Regions from separate parts of the Homo sapiens genome. Here regions 2 and 3 are each linked to region 1. A link is a contact called in ENCODE Hi-C or POLR2A ChIA-PET data. All regions are on one chromosome and are shown on one strand. The core of a region is the stretch at or near the end of the contact, and the rest is flanking DNA. Distances in the headings are between cores, read along the strand shown.

Region 1 (4,697 bases), core at 1,222-3,721:
TTAAAGTGTTTTTTAAAATTTTTCCCATTCCCTTTACTGATTACAACTTACATATATGATTTATACATTTTTTCTGTATGAATGTTATTTTCCAAAATCGAAACAAGCCTACAGTTCTGAAGACCTTATCTTATAGTTAATTTTCCATATAACAACAGTGTTCTTCTCTCAGAAAATGTAAAGCTTAAGGTCCCTTAATTGTGCCAGTAAATATTTGCTGAACATCCACCTTGTGCCAGGTATCTTTCTAAGCACTGAGATTACGGTGAGGAATAAAATAGATGATATTTATAAGGTTGTCCTCAATGCAGCCTGCAATTTAAGGAAATTAATCCTGTGGCTTGATTTAAATCTCTGGCTTACCCTATGCAACTGTTTAACTCAGCCTTCCCATACGAAATAAGACACTGTGGAATATAGTAATATAGTTGGAAACTAAATTTCAGTCCCTTTACTCTCTTCCTAGTTGCATTACCAAAGAGCTTTCAGTCTATAGAGCCTTCATCTTTATAGAGGGGACCCTATTTCCTGTTCTATTGAGCCACAGGTCTTCTGTGGGGAAAAACATTACATATCAATGTACATTTAAAATCATGACAGTAATGTGATTTATTCAAATATTTAGATATATATTTGTATTGAAAGTTCTTTAAACAGTGGAATTGTATCTTCTACAGTCTTGCTCTCAATTTTTTCTTGGCAGGGCAAAGAGAATGAGGCCTTCCTTATCAAATGTGTGTGAGTGCTGCTTGCTGCCTGGTGGAGGATACTGAACATAGAAATGTCATAACTGAAGATTCCCGAGGGTGGCATTGGTATATAAACGGCAGTGGAGAAACTCTGCTTTTGGTGAAGCTACCAAATCTGTGTGTGTATATCTAGCAAAAATATACCACATTAAAGGATATCAAATTTACCATTTTAAGCATATAGTACAGTAGCATTAAGTACATTTGCACTATAATCCAACCATCACCGCCATTCATCTTCAGAATTTTTTTCTTCCCAAACTGAAGCTCTGTACACATTAAACAATAACTCCCTATTTCCCCTTCCCTCCAGAGGGCTGTACATTTGGAAAACTGTTATGATTCAGTTTTCCAACCTCCATTCTACTTTTTGTCTCTAGAAATATGATTATGCTAGGCATAATACTTCCCATAAACGGACTCATACAACCTATTTCCTTTTGTGTTTGGCTTGTGTCACTTAGCATGTTGTTTTCAAGGTTCTTTCATGTAGCATGTTTCAGAATTCCTCCTCTTTTAAGGCTGAATAATATTTCAATATGCCTATTTACCATATATTGTTTATCCGTGCATCTATCAATGAGTATTTGGATTGTTTTGGGTATTATTAAGTAATGCTGCTATTAACATGGGTATACAGATATCTGCCCAAGTCTCTGCTTTCAATTCTTTGAGGCACGTGCTCAGCAGTGGCATTTCCAAGTCACGTGATAATTCTATATTTAGTGTTTTGAGGGATAGCCTTACTGTTTTCCACAGCAGCTGCACCATTTTACACTCCACCACCTATGTAGAGGATTCACATTTCTCCAATCTGCACCAATATTTATTTTCTGTTTTTTCGTTTGTTTGGTTGTTAGTTTTTTAATCACAGCCATGCTAATGGGTGTGAAGCGGTATCTCATTGTCATTCTGACTTGCATTTCCCTAAGACCAATTTGTTTCCGAACCAGGACAATTTTCAGCTCCCACCCTACCACTACTTTCCCCACTCCTGCACCCTCATTTCCTTGCTTTTTTTTTTTTTTTTTTTTTTGAGATGGATTCTCACTCTGTCGCCAAGGCTGGAGTCCAGTGGTGCGATTTCAACTCACTGCAACCTCCACCTCCTGGGTTCAAGCAATTCTTCTGTCTCCAAGCAATTCTCCTGTCTCAGGCTCCAGAGTAGCTAGGATTACAGGCGCACATCACCATGACTGTCTAATTTTTGTATTTTTAGTAGAGACAGGGTTTCACCATATGCCAGGCTGGTCTGTAACTCCTGACCCACCCGCCTCGGCCTCCCAAAGTGCTGAGATTATAGGCGTGAGCCACCGCGCCTGGCCTTCCTTCCTCTTTTAAATAAGTGGTAGCTGAAAGAGTCTAGACTCTTGAGTACATTTCCCGACTAGTCTCTGACTTTTTCACAAGAAAGTCATTGTATGGCCACTCAAAGAAAACATTTTGATTATTCATATAATTTCACAGTGCCTGTGATAGCTCTGCTCAGCCCCTTTTTCTGAGGTGTGACATGCCATCTGTCAAAGTGAGAACAGGAACCCTCCTTTCCTTCAAGCTGTTGTCCTGCACACAGAACAAGTGAAAGATACTGGAAAACCCTCTGTTGGATTCTAAAGTTCTTTTGACCTTAGCTTGAAAATAAAAAAGAATCAGGAAATATTTTCTTGCTGGGTTGGAGCCAATGACTCTTGGCCAGAAATAACTGTGTAGAGTTCCTCTCGGCTGGACCCATGAGGCCAGGCCTTCAGGGGAGGTCCTGGAGTAGGGGAGCATGGTGAGACCAGCGCCTCTCATCTGAGTGCATCCACTTGGAGGAGATCTAGGGGAGGCTAGCTCCTTGAACTGAATCCTGTTTAGAGGAGGGGACCCAACTTGGGGAGAATTTTCTCTCCAAGCCCAGTGGGCAAGGCCTAGGAGCCGTAGCCTTCCTATCAGTTTATCCGAAAACCCTGATAGAAGTCAGCACATTTTTAAAAACACTTAAGTCCATTGTTTCCTTTTTGAGGGAGAAAAAAGTGCTAAAGAATGTTAAGCTCTTCTAGCAGCACTCTTACTCATAGCCAGATTGAATTTCTTTTTCCTTCATGGATTCCCTGAGGCATCATTATAATGAAAAAGTAGGCATCAGAAAAACACTTACCGGGTTGTGTCTGGAGAAAAAGTCACTTTTGGGACAACCCGTGTAAAAAATCTCTACACATTTTATTCTAATTACAGGTCTGCAAACCATTCTCATCTCCAGTGGATATTAGTGAACTACTGCCCCCTTGAAGGTCATGACCTTGGGCAACAGTAAGGGTTTGCCATCAAAAACAAGACTAAAATAACACTGATGGCTGCTTTCAGGAGGTCTGAGATGAGAGCTAGAGTTCTCCTCCCTAGGGCCCCTACATGGATTTACTCATGAGTTTACACACTTGAACTTCTCTGCCGTTTATCCTTAGGTATTGCCAGCTTCTCCCTTTTTGGCCTAGTCATTCTTTGTGTTTCTCATTCATTCCAGACTGCTCCCTTTTTTCTTTCTTCCTGTCTCAGTCAGCACAGGAGATAAAGGTTAACAGCGTTTTGAGTGTGACCTGTGAGGGAAATTGCTATTGTTTAATTCCAGTTTCTTGCCATGGAGTTATTTACTTATCTTTCTATTAAATCCTCATAGCATGTTACTCCTTTTTCTTATGTTTTCACACAATGCCCTTTATTTCAACTGATTACTTGTTTTGATTTTCCTTAGCCTATCTTATTTTTGCATTTCCTAAGAGTCTTCCTGTGGCAGCACATTTCATAACCACTATTTGATTTGTAAATTTATCTTTGTGGACCATCTTCCACTCCCAGATGATTACATGAACAAGTAGCTTGGTTGTAGACTTGTTCTTTAGAATACAGTGCCTTAGATTAAGATGAGAACTGGGCCGGGTGTGGTGGCTCACGCCTGTAATCCCAGCACTTTGTGAGGCCAAGGCGGGTGGATCACGAGGTTAGGAGATCAAGACCATCCTGGCTAACATGGTGAAACCCTGTCTCTACTAAAAATACAAAACATTAGCCGGGCATGGTGGCGGGTGCCAGAAGTCCCAGCTACTCAGGAGGCTGAGGCAGGAGAATGGCGTGAACCCGAGAGGCGGAGCTTGCAGTGAGCCGAGATCTCACCACTGCACTCCAGCCTGGGCGACAGAGCAAGACTCTGTCTCAAAAAAAAAAAAAAAAAAAATGAGAACTGAACTGAGATGAAGACTTCTTTAACATAGTGCCATCTGGGAAAGGACCAGCATCTATGGGAATCAACTTTGACAGATGCAATGAGGTTTTGGGGGACATCACTATGATTCATAATATGGTCATGTAATTGCTGGACAATGACATATTTTATTTTAGAACACTTTTAATTTTTCAATGAACTTCCTTTTAGATTTAGAGTTTGGTTTTTAGACCAACTCTGTGTGGTAGCTACAATAGGTCCAAACATTCTCATTTCCTAGATAAAGACACTGAATATAAAGATATAAGTGCACGTCCTCTATATGGGCACCTGTTATATTGTCTCACACATAGTTAAGGGTTTATTCATTTATCAACAAACATCTATTTAGTTTCTATTGCCATATCAGGTACATTGGTAGGTGTCGGCGATAAAAAGAACAATACAGACAACAATAAAAAAATCACCTAATCGAAAGTGATCGATCAGTCTATTAGGGAATTAATAACAATAATGGTATCGTAAGCATGTGTTTCAAACTCTTATTAATTTCATTGGTAGTGGAATAATGTGTCTGTTTAGCAAAATCCTACAGATTTTGTTATTAGGTAACAACTCATAGCAAAAACCCACATGGAAAGCTGAGAGAACAGTAGGCAGAATTATTTTATTTGCTCTGTATGACTTTCAAAGACCTATGAAACTGATTATTTAAACAAATTCTAAAAGAGCATGTTCTGAAAGCCTGA
Region 2 (4,697 bases), core at 638-3,137, 320 kb before region 1:
AATGACTATCAGTAAGAATCTAAGAGACTTACTATTATTTCAAAATTGACTTTTTCTAAAAGTTCGGCTTTCTATTGATGGGTTGTACAGAAATAATTTCCCTATTGATAGTTATTTGGCTCTGATCCTTGGCAGAGAGTGGAATTCTGTTAAGATTACATTAAAAACAATTTTTAAAAACTGTCACATAGAATCACTTACAAATGGCAATTTTTTTTGACAGTTTCATAATGTAATGAAAGCGGTTGGTCATTAACAGTGTTCACATAACAGAGATACACATCTCTAAAGTGCATAGCTTTAAAATTAAATGGAAATGTTGAGAATAAGCAGACACTACCAAAATAATTCCAAGTATTTTAGAGAAGTTGAACAAAGGTTAAGGCTCCCAAATCATTTCAGAAATGATAGTTTCCTCTTGGCCCAATTAGGGAACCTGAACGTGGTTATGTTGTTGTGGTTCTCAGGACCCTAATTGCACATAAAATCTCCTTCCAAATCATAACACATGTGCTATTTCTAAGTCTCTTTCCATTATAAACAAAAGGCGAATTATTAAAATGTGGTGAGATTTCATGCAGAATTGGCAGTCAGCTTAGAGGGCAATAATTTAACACTTGCACTGCGAAATTAAAATTTACCTCCACTCATTCTAATTCCACTGACCGGCAGCAGGCAGTTGTATTTTTATTTTACTTTATTTTTATGAGAGCAGAGAGATTTAATTACTTCAGTTTAAACAGAATGGCCTACCATTGCCTGTTGACAGGGCTCTGGTGCAGGCAAATTATGGCAGATAATGTGACGGGTCCAAAGACCTTCCTGAGGTACACCAAGGTCTCTGCTCTGAGCTGAGCTACAAAGAGGGCCTGGAGGGAGTGGCTCTGGGTCTCCTGACAAACACTCATCCTCTTGCTAAAAAGGAAGGCACTCTGAGAGCCAGATTTGCTGCTTAAATCTGCAGCCTCTGTAGACTCTTCTCTTCTCTATTGTAAATTATTGCTTTTGATGGAAGACAAAGTTTTGTGCCTTTTCTTTGTTTATACAGAGTAATAATAAGGCTAAAGTGTAATTTCCTCTAAAATGAGAAGTATGAACAGCTAAATTTACTTTTTTTGTTATAGGAGATAAATCATAGCTTATCTTTATTTAGGGTAGGAATGGTCAAACTCCTCCCCTGCCCCTAAACAAACAGTTATAGTGGTATATTTTAAATATTCCTTTTCCCCCGTGGCTGTCCCTGGAGCAGTCAATACTGTCATGGTCCCAGCTAAACAATGAGTCCAGATTTCACTGCTGGACACAATTCAGATTACTATGTCTCAGTAGAAAAATATGGAAAGAATTACAATGACCGCAAGCATTTGCTATAAAACCACACATTTAAAAAAAAAAACCTTTTAAAGCGTAAAAGCTAAATATCTTTACACATTTACAACTTAAATGCCCAATGCTGTTAAGAAATAGTACAGATGAGGAACGCAGTTTCCTTCTATTTGAAGCAATTGATGTTTCATTGCTGTATAACTATTCGGTTGCTTAAAAGATACCTCCAAGTCCAGCTTCATGGGCTGTGACTTGTACAGTCACTCGGGGCCCCACACTTTGTCCTTGCACTTGGTTTGATGCTCTGCTGTCACTGTCTTAGAATTCTTTTAATTTTCAGACAAGGAGCCCTTCATTTTCATTTTGCACTGGGGCCTGTCCTGGGTATCCCTAATTGTACATAAGCTGGTGCTGTGGCTCACAGGCTTACATTTTGTCTTCTCTTTCCTCCAAGTGTGTTGTATGGTTCTTGTCTGGGTTATGGGGTTTAGCCTATTTTTACCTTTCTGCACTGCTTCTTATGTTCCATTTTCACCGTGTTTAGATTAGAGCAGACATGAACTTCCTGTGTCTCAGCGCCGGCCATGAATCAGGCTGGGAGCTGGGACCACAGGGCTGTCAGGGGAGCTGCCTGGATCCAGCTTTAAAATAACAAGTGCTTGACAGCTTCGTTTACATAACTGCAAAATTGTGGCTATATTCTACAATGCAGTTACATGTGACATAATAACTAGGGCCTTAATTTATTTAGACCTTTTCCTTGCAATATAATTTCCAATAAATACATCTCCCAGGGGCAGGAAGACATGGCATTTCACAGTGCTCATATTTTCCTCCCTGAATTTGGACCTGCTTTTTTTTTTTCTTGATAGTTAACAAAATGAACACTACACCTCGTAATTTTACATTTACCCTACTTGTCACAGCCTATGTGCAGGGCTTTTGAGAATAAATGGAGTGCTCGTGGAGTGCGGTTAGAACACGTTTCATTTCATTTTTAAAGTTTTCTTTCTTTTTTTTCTAATAATTTTTTCCTAAGTATCCAAAGTAGCACTAATAATTTGCTAGAGTGCAATAGAAATCAAAAATTTTCTTTAAGGCACTACAACAATGTACAGAAAATTAAGTTTAGTTTGTATATGCACTTTTAAAGTTATTTTTTAAATTTGAGGTTTCGGTTGATAACGTCTAAATGAAAAAAGAGGAAGGTGAAAGTAAATAGTGGAAAACATCCCCTTCCCTCCAGAGGAAAGAACAGTCATTGTCTTGTTATTATTTAATATTTATCTAAGGGAAGAGACATCTAGGGCCAAGCACAATGGATGAAATTGTGCCAAAGATGAATACAATCTCTGCCTCGAGGTGCTTTCTGCTTAGGCTTGGGTCAAGAGTGCGGCCAAGGGAAGGAAGTGAGCTGAAGAATCTAGAATTCCGCTGGGTGCTGAGTGCCAAGCCACCTGCGGGTTTGGAACAATGGCTTTGGCTGGGAAGTATTGGAGAAATTCTTCTGAAAGGTTGGAAAGCTGATGGTAAGACTTGAAGGACAACAGTTGTGATGTGTGTGCACTTATGATCAGTACACAAGGATGAAGTTGTTGTTAATGTTGTACAAGTGCTGATTAAATAGGTAAGATGTTCTTCAGACATTGAGAAAGAGATTCTGTGGATAACCATGAAGATCTTCAGCAGAAACCTCACCATGGCTGGCTTCGATGAACCAGGCTGCAGCTCCCAATCTGGTGGGTGGTGCAGGACATCAGTGAATATGATAAGAGTCAACATTTCTCTACAAATGGGAACTCTGAGAAATCACCTTCTTCCCAAATTATAACCTTGAGGATTTTATAGGAAATAGGCTATATCTGGCTGAATAAAATTTGCCTTTTCTTCTCTCTGCATTCACAACTGCTTAAAATATATAATGGGTAAACATTTTGATGGTGGAGAGAGAAATAAACCCATACACATATACATATAAATGTGCAGCTTCTTTTGTGTGTATTTTATTTTTATTGGAGATCTTAATAATCAGTCAGCACAAGATTTCTTATGATGCCAACCAATATAGAAAGGAAATTGTATAAAAGAGAAAATTTTTGTAACTTTTTTTATGGACAACTGTCCATGAGAGAAAATCAAAAAGTAATGTAGGAAGAGCAATCAGTTCAACACCAAGGGTTGGATACTTGGCAATGCTCAATACATTCTTAAAGAATCATTCATTTTAAGTGAGAGTCACTTCTTTTTTGCTTCTAGTTCTTAAAGTAGCTCCTCATCTTGTTGTGGGTATACTATTCAGCAAGCAGTAACAGACACCATCTTTTAAAGGTTCTAATTTTCCTCTCTGATTTTTTTTTCTTGCATAGTGTATAGTACCAGCATATACAGTTTCTGAGTGCATGAAAAATCGTCAAAAAAGATACAGGTAGAACAGAAAGCCCAGAAATAAACCCTGCTGTAATTGCAAATGTTTTTCAATGAGGGTGCCAAGACCTTTCAATGAGGCAAGGATAGTCATTTCAGCAAATGGTACTGAGAAAACTGGATATCAAAGTGCAAAGAATAAGGTTGCACTGTTACCGTACATTATATACAAAAATTAGCTCAAAATAGGTAACAAATCTAAACCTAAAACTGTAAAACTCTTAGAAGAAGACATAGAAGAAAAACTTTATGACATTGGATTTGGCAATCATTTCTTTGTTATGGCAACAAAAGTACATGTAACAACAAAAACAAAATAGATATACTGATGTATTAGTCTTTTTTCACACTGCTGATAAAGACATACCCAAGACTTGGAAGAAAAAGAGGTTTAATTGGACTTAACAGTTCCACATGGCTGGGGAGACCTCAGAGTCATGGCAGGAGGCAAAAGGGCACTTCTTACATGACGGTGGCAAGGGAAAAATGTGGAGGAAGCAAAAGCAGAAACCTTTGATAAACCCATCAGATCTCATGAGACTTATTCACTATCATGAGAATAGCATGGGAAAGACCGTCCCCCATGATTCAATTACCTCCCCTTGAGTCCCTCCCACAGCACATGGGAATTCTGGGAGATACAATTCAAGTTAAGATTTGGGTAGGGACACAGCAAAACCAACTGAACTTAACCAAAATTTAAAATTTTGTGTATCAAAGATCACTATCAAGAGGATGAAAAGACAATCCACAGAATGGAAGATAATATTTTCAAATCATATATATATAGTAAGATATTAATATCCAGCATATATAAAGAACTTCTACAACTCAACAGCAACAATAAAACAAATAACTCAATTGAAAAAATGGGCAAACTATCTGAATACATGTTTCTCCAAAGAAGATAAAAAAATGGTCAGGTGCAGTGGCTTGCACCTGTAATC
Region 3 (4,697 bases), core at 577-3,076, 280 kb after region 1:
CTTTTGTTCGTTTGGTTTTTTTTTTGAGATGAAGTCTCGCTCTTGCTGCCCAGGCTAGAGTGCAATGGCGCAATCTCGGCTCGCTGCAACCTCCGCCTCCCAGGTTCAAGAGATTCTCCTGCCTCAGCCTCCCGAGTAGCTGGGATTACAGGCGCCTGCCACCACGCAGGGCTAATTTTTTTCTACGTTTAGTAGAGATGGGGTTTTACAGTGTTTGCCAGGCTGTTCTCAAATTCCTGACCTCAGGTGATCCACCTACCTCGGCCTCCCAAAGTGCTGGGATTGCAGGCGTGAGCCACTGCACCCGGCCAAATATACTTTTAAGTAGAAAACTTTGGTAACAAAGCAAATATGTATAATATGACATTATTGGCGTGAACAGGACCTAGAACAGCAACTGCCTAAGGAACTTTCCGTGGTGATGGAAAAGTTCTATTATCTGCACTGTTCAATATGGTAGTCATTAACCATAGATATCTTTTCCTATTTATTTAGTGAAAATATTGTGAGAATATAAGAATTCCTTTAAAATTGAAAATAAGTGAAGTTCAAGAGGAAATGAGATTAACATATTTAATTTTAGTTATATTTTCTGTACATAAGTAATTATACTAGTTATAACTTGCCATTATATCATACTGGTTATAAATAATGTTAAAAAACAGAAAACATAAGGAAATAAGCAAAAATTAAAAATATCTGTTAGGTCAGTTGTAGAGATGTGTAAATCCATAATCTAAACAACCTTGTATGAACCTTAGTGAAGAGAAATCTAGAACATTTTTGTGCAGAAGAAAGGATGTGTGGACAGATGAATGGCTCAGAACTCCTTGCTTCGTCATAATGACAAACGGGGACACATTCACTAAGCAAACATGTCTTGAGATGCATACTCTGTGTTTATAGGCACTGAGAGTAGTGCAATGAGCAGAGCTAAGCCCCTGTCCTCATTAAGTGCACATTCTTTGGGATGATTTTGAGCATACTGAGGTAGCTGATAACACAGTGAGTCTCATGAATCTCAACCGTTTGTTAGCCATTACGAAGATTTGCCATCCTAGAACTATCTGGCACAAAAAACTGGATTTGTTAATAAAATATATGTCATAAATATAGCTAGGGAAGTTATTTCAATTTTTTATTTTAGAATATCAAGTTTAAACTTTTTTACTCCAGAATCCTGCACTGTGAATAAAAAACAATGATCTCACATGCCATGTGGATGGTTTTGTAGTGATTTCTGCCCATCTCAAAGACACAGTTCACAGTAAGTTAGCTATGGAGAGCTGCAGAGGATTAGAGAATTTGAAAATCTTTACTAGGTTTGTGATTTTCACTTGTTAAAAATGTCAAGTTTTGTTTGACTTTGATTCAAAACTATACCCTTTTTAAAAGAATTTCACATGACTTATTTCTCACAAATACTGCCTACCTAATATGCCAATGCGTTTTTTAGTTATTTCATAGTATGAATGTCTAATATTCTTCAAAAGTATGGGAATGCCTAAGTCAAGGACACCTTCTCATTTTCTAAGGAACTGTTTTAAAGTACTTCATAAAGACAGTTATTGGTCCAGCATAATTAAATTATAAACTAAATGTTTTAGCAGATATTTAAAGGTTCTTTTAATTCACACTTATTCTAAAATTTGGAAAAACAGATTACTTCCTTTCTTGAATGTCTTTCCTGGAATTTTATTCTAAATGACTTTTTTTTACAATGAATATTGCCAAAAAGAAGAAGAGAACAGAATGCTCTGAGTGGGTCAAAGAATGCTGGAGAAAAGTAAAAGACACGAAATTCAGCATTGGTTCAGCCTTTCTTGGTTTGGTAAATTTTAAGAGTGATTTCTGGATGCTTGCCCAGGATTTCAGGAATGCCAATAAACAATCTGTAAAATAATAAGCACTACATTTCATTCTGGCAGAAAACTTTTTAAAAATCTATACTAAAGTCCGAACAAGCTCAAGGTCACTTCTGGGCTTAGGCCTCATATAGAATTTTTCCATAGACTTGGGAAAGAGAACAGAGTTTAAATACAACATGCAAAAGAAGGCTTCATTTGCTCACTCCCAAGTATCTCTTTGCACTTAAGAGTGCTTATCTGCAAAGCACAATGTTTCATTTCAATGGAATATTTGACACAGAGGCTCAATAGGGCTCCCACTCATATTTTACTTTAATTATTAGGCCCAAAATGTACAATCATTTTCTTTATTTATAAATAGCCTTTTTAAAGGAAATCAAAGTCTGACAAAGTTTGGATTTCCATGCATTTTTTGCATTAATGATGACATCAAACATGCACTCATTATGCTCTGTTAACCCTTCAGTCACCAATCCTAGCACTAGTGGCTGTGCATAACTAGTTTTTCCTGATGATCTAACTCACACTAAGGCCGAGAATCTAAAAAGAGTCCCCTTTTGGTTTAAGCTCTTGGGGCCACATTGTGTTTCTGTCACAGGAGTGATGGTAAGAGGGACTAATTAAAAGTCCAGTGAATGTGCCAGGGTTAAAATCACAGGCTCTGCTCATTAACAGTCGTTTACCTAAAGATATTTCCAAAGAATTCCTTCAATGTCTGAAAAGAACAGAACCTGAAGGGGGGGGAGGGAGGAATAAGTTGAGAGAGCCATTTAGAAATATTTTATATTAGAAGCAGAGTTTTGTTTTAATTCATGGATGCTGTCAATAGAAGAATTCAATTTAGTGAGCAGTTCAAATATCGTTTTTTTCCCATCGGTGCAGGCATGTATGTGTGCATGTATGAGTGTGTGTTTTAAAGGGGGTGGGGGATAGTCTCCCTAAGTCTAACGAGTAGAAAAAGAAATAGGAAAAAAACATCAGAACCATTTTGTTAATTGTCTTTTTCCTGCTGTTTCCATGGTAATACTGGCAGCCAGACTTCTCTGCAGAGTGACAGTCCAACAATTCACACACTACACCCTTTCAAGCACAATGAATGGCCGTGAAAGAGGCCGAACAGGCACCATTCAGGAAACATGTGATATCTACTCAATGCACTACCTTTCATCCACATTTTCCAAATTGCAGTTAATTTAATTCTAAACAAATGGCTAAGGGGTACAAATGAGGATTAGAAGGAAAAGAACATCTTGAGCTCTAATGGGGATGGTTTGTGTGAAGAACAATATAGCACTTTCTTCTGTTGCCAAGAAGGCTGGATGTGAAGATGTACTTCCCTCCTCATCTGAAGCCTTTGCTTGGACTCTATGTCAACAGTAAGAACCATGGCAGAAAATTTCTTGGCAAAACAGAGTTCGTGTAGGTTTTGGCTTCGCATTTGGAAACATATTAGATACAGTGTGATATTACTGCGTTTTACTATGAAATAAAATATAACATCAGAATTTTTACTGACATGTCGGAGCTACCACTTTCTATAAAGTTACATTTTTCTTATTCTTTTTTTTTTTTCTTTTTGAGATGGAGTCTCACTCTGTCGCCCAGGCTGGAGTGCAGTGGCGCAATCTCAGCTCACTGCAACCTCTGCCTGTCGGGTTCAAGCAGTTCTCCTGCCTCAGCCTCCTGAGTACCTGGGACTACAGGCGTGCGCCACCACACCCAGCTAATATTTTGTATTTTTAGTAGAGATGGGTTTTCACCATGCTGGTCAGGCTGGTCTTGAACTCCTGACCTCATGATCCCCCTGCCTCGGCCTCCCAAAGTGTTGGGATTACAGGCGTGAGCCACTGCGCCTGGTCACATTTTTCTTATTTAACATCCTTCAACTTTTGGTGAAGAAAAGCAGTAAAGTTCCCTGTAACAATTCACAGGACAAGACATTATCTTTATGCAGTCTAAAGTTACAATATGATTTGTATGTTTAAGTGTCAGTAAAGTAGGGCATAGTTACTTGAAAAACAAAAACACAACAGGAAAAGGTGGCATAAGGCCCTGCAAACTATTTCATGTTATTTGGTTGGAAGAATCAAGATGACCAGCTGCCATATTCTTATGAATTTTTAGATAAATGACTCAGAAAATTCAGGAAAATCCATTTGAGGATACAGCATATGTAAAGCAACATTTCTATTTCTATTTTTTGAATTAAGGTAGTGTTTTTTATTCCAGTGGTAGGCTTTACGTGTTACAATATTATGAGCAATTTGTTTAGAGATGCGTTAATAAGATAGCACCCTTAAAATTTCACATTTAGTATCACAAATGTACATCTAAGCGTATCATTATTCTGTTACATTTAAAGTTTTAAGAGATTATCCTGGCCAGGCACAGTGGCCCACGCCTGTAATCCCAACACTTTGGGAGGATGATGGGGGTGGATTGCTTGAGCCCAGGAATTCGAGACCAGCCTGGGCAACATGGTGAAACCCTATCTCTACAAAAAAACCCACAAAATTAGCAGGGTGTGGTGGCACACACCTGTAGTCCCAGCTACTCAGGAGGCTGAGATGGGAGGATCGCTTCACCCTGGGAAGTTGAGGCTGCAGTGAGCTGAGATCTTGCCAATGCATTCCAGCCCGAGCAACTGAGCAAAAATCCTGTATCAAAAAATAAATAAATAAATAAAATAAAATAAAAAAGAACATGCTTATTTATGTCTACTGATCTGATAGAGAAAAAATAATCCAAATAAATTTGCTAACAATCATGGTTCTCCATTACAACTTAGTTGTGTTTGAAATATAAGCATGCCTAGAAATCTATGTGCAT

What was found. Hi-C counts contacts between places; a loop is a spot of excess contacts on that map. ChIA-PET counts read pairs that join two places held with the same protein, here RNA polymerase II (POLR2A). Pooled maps may share reads with other maps.
Region 2: a loop to region 1 is called in a map of PC-3, with 9 times the contacts of the local background. The contact joins two enhancer-like sites. A Hi-C loop is called at or near these places in 5 of 168 maps with a recorded cell type or tissue (PC-3, aorta, cardiac septum and 2 more) and 7 of 50 pooled maps. POLR2A ChIA-PET finds 5 or more read pairs at or near these places in 2 of 52 experiments (PC-3 and activated T-cell).
Region 3: a loop to region 1 is called in a map of chondrocyte, with 2.1 times the contacts of the local background. The contact joins two enhancer-like sites. A Hi-C loop is called at or near these places in 2 of 168 maps with a recorded cell type or tissue (PC-3 and chondrocyte) and 2 of 50 pooled maps. POLR2A ChIA-PET finds 5 or more read pairs at or near these places in 2 of 52 experiments (IMR-90 and PC-3).

Annotation. Positions count from the first base shown.
Region 1 is chr10:36,487,336-36,492,032 of GRCh38, forward strand. No RefSeq gene overlaps it. Among named protein-coding and RNA genes, the nearest start is that of LINC02630, 590 kb to the left of the region's middle. Within about 2 kb of position 2,472, at least 7 of the 41 ENCODE cell types and tissues checked have a DNase peak (open chromatin) inside an H3K27ac peak, as active enhancers do; they include PC-3 and endothelial cell of umbilical vein, where a contact is called at or near this core.
Region 2 is chr10:36,170,849-36,175,545 of GRCh38, forward strand. No RefSeq gene overlaps it. Among named protein-coding and RNA genes, the nearest start is that of LINC02630, 270 kb to the left of the region's middle. Within about 2 kb of position 1,888, at least 8 of the 41 ENCODE cell types and tissues checked have a DNase peak (open chromatin) inside an H3K27ac peak, as active enhancers do; they include PC-3 and endothelial cell of umbilical vein, where a contact is called at or near this core.
Region 3 is chr10:36,764,150-36,768,846 of GRCh38, forward strand. No RefSeq gene overlaps it. Among named protein-coding and RNA genes, the nearest start is that of ANKRD30A, 360 kb to the right of the region's middle. RefSeq lists an enhancer at 1,668-4,147. Within about 2 kb of position 1,827, at least 2 of the 41 ENCODE cell types and tissues checked have a DNase peak (open chromatin) inside an H3K27ac peak, as active enhancers do; they include PC-3, where a contact is called at or near this core.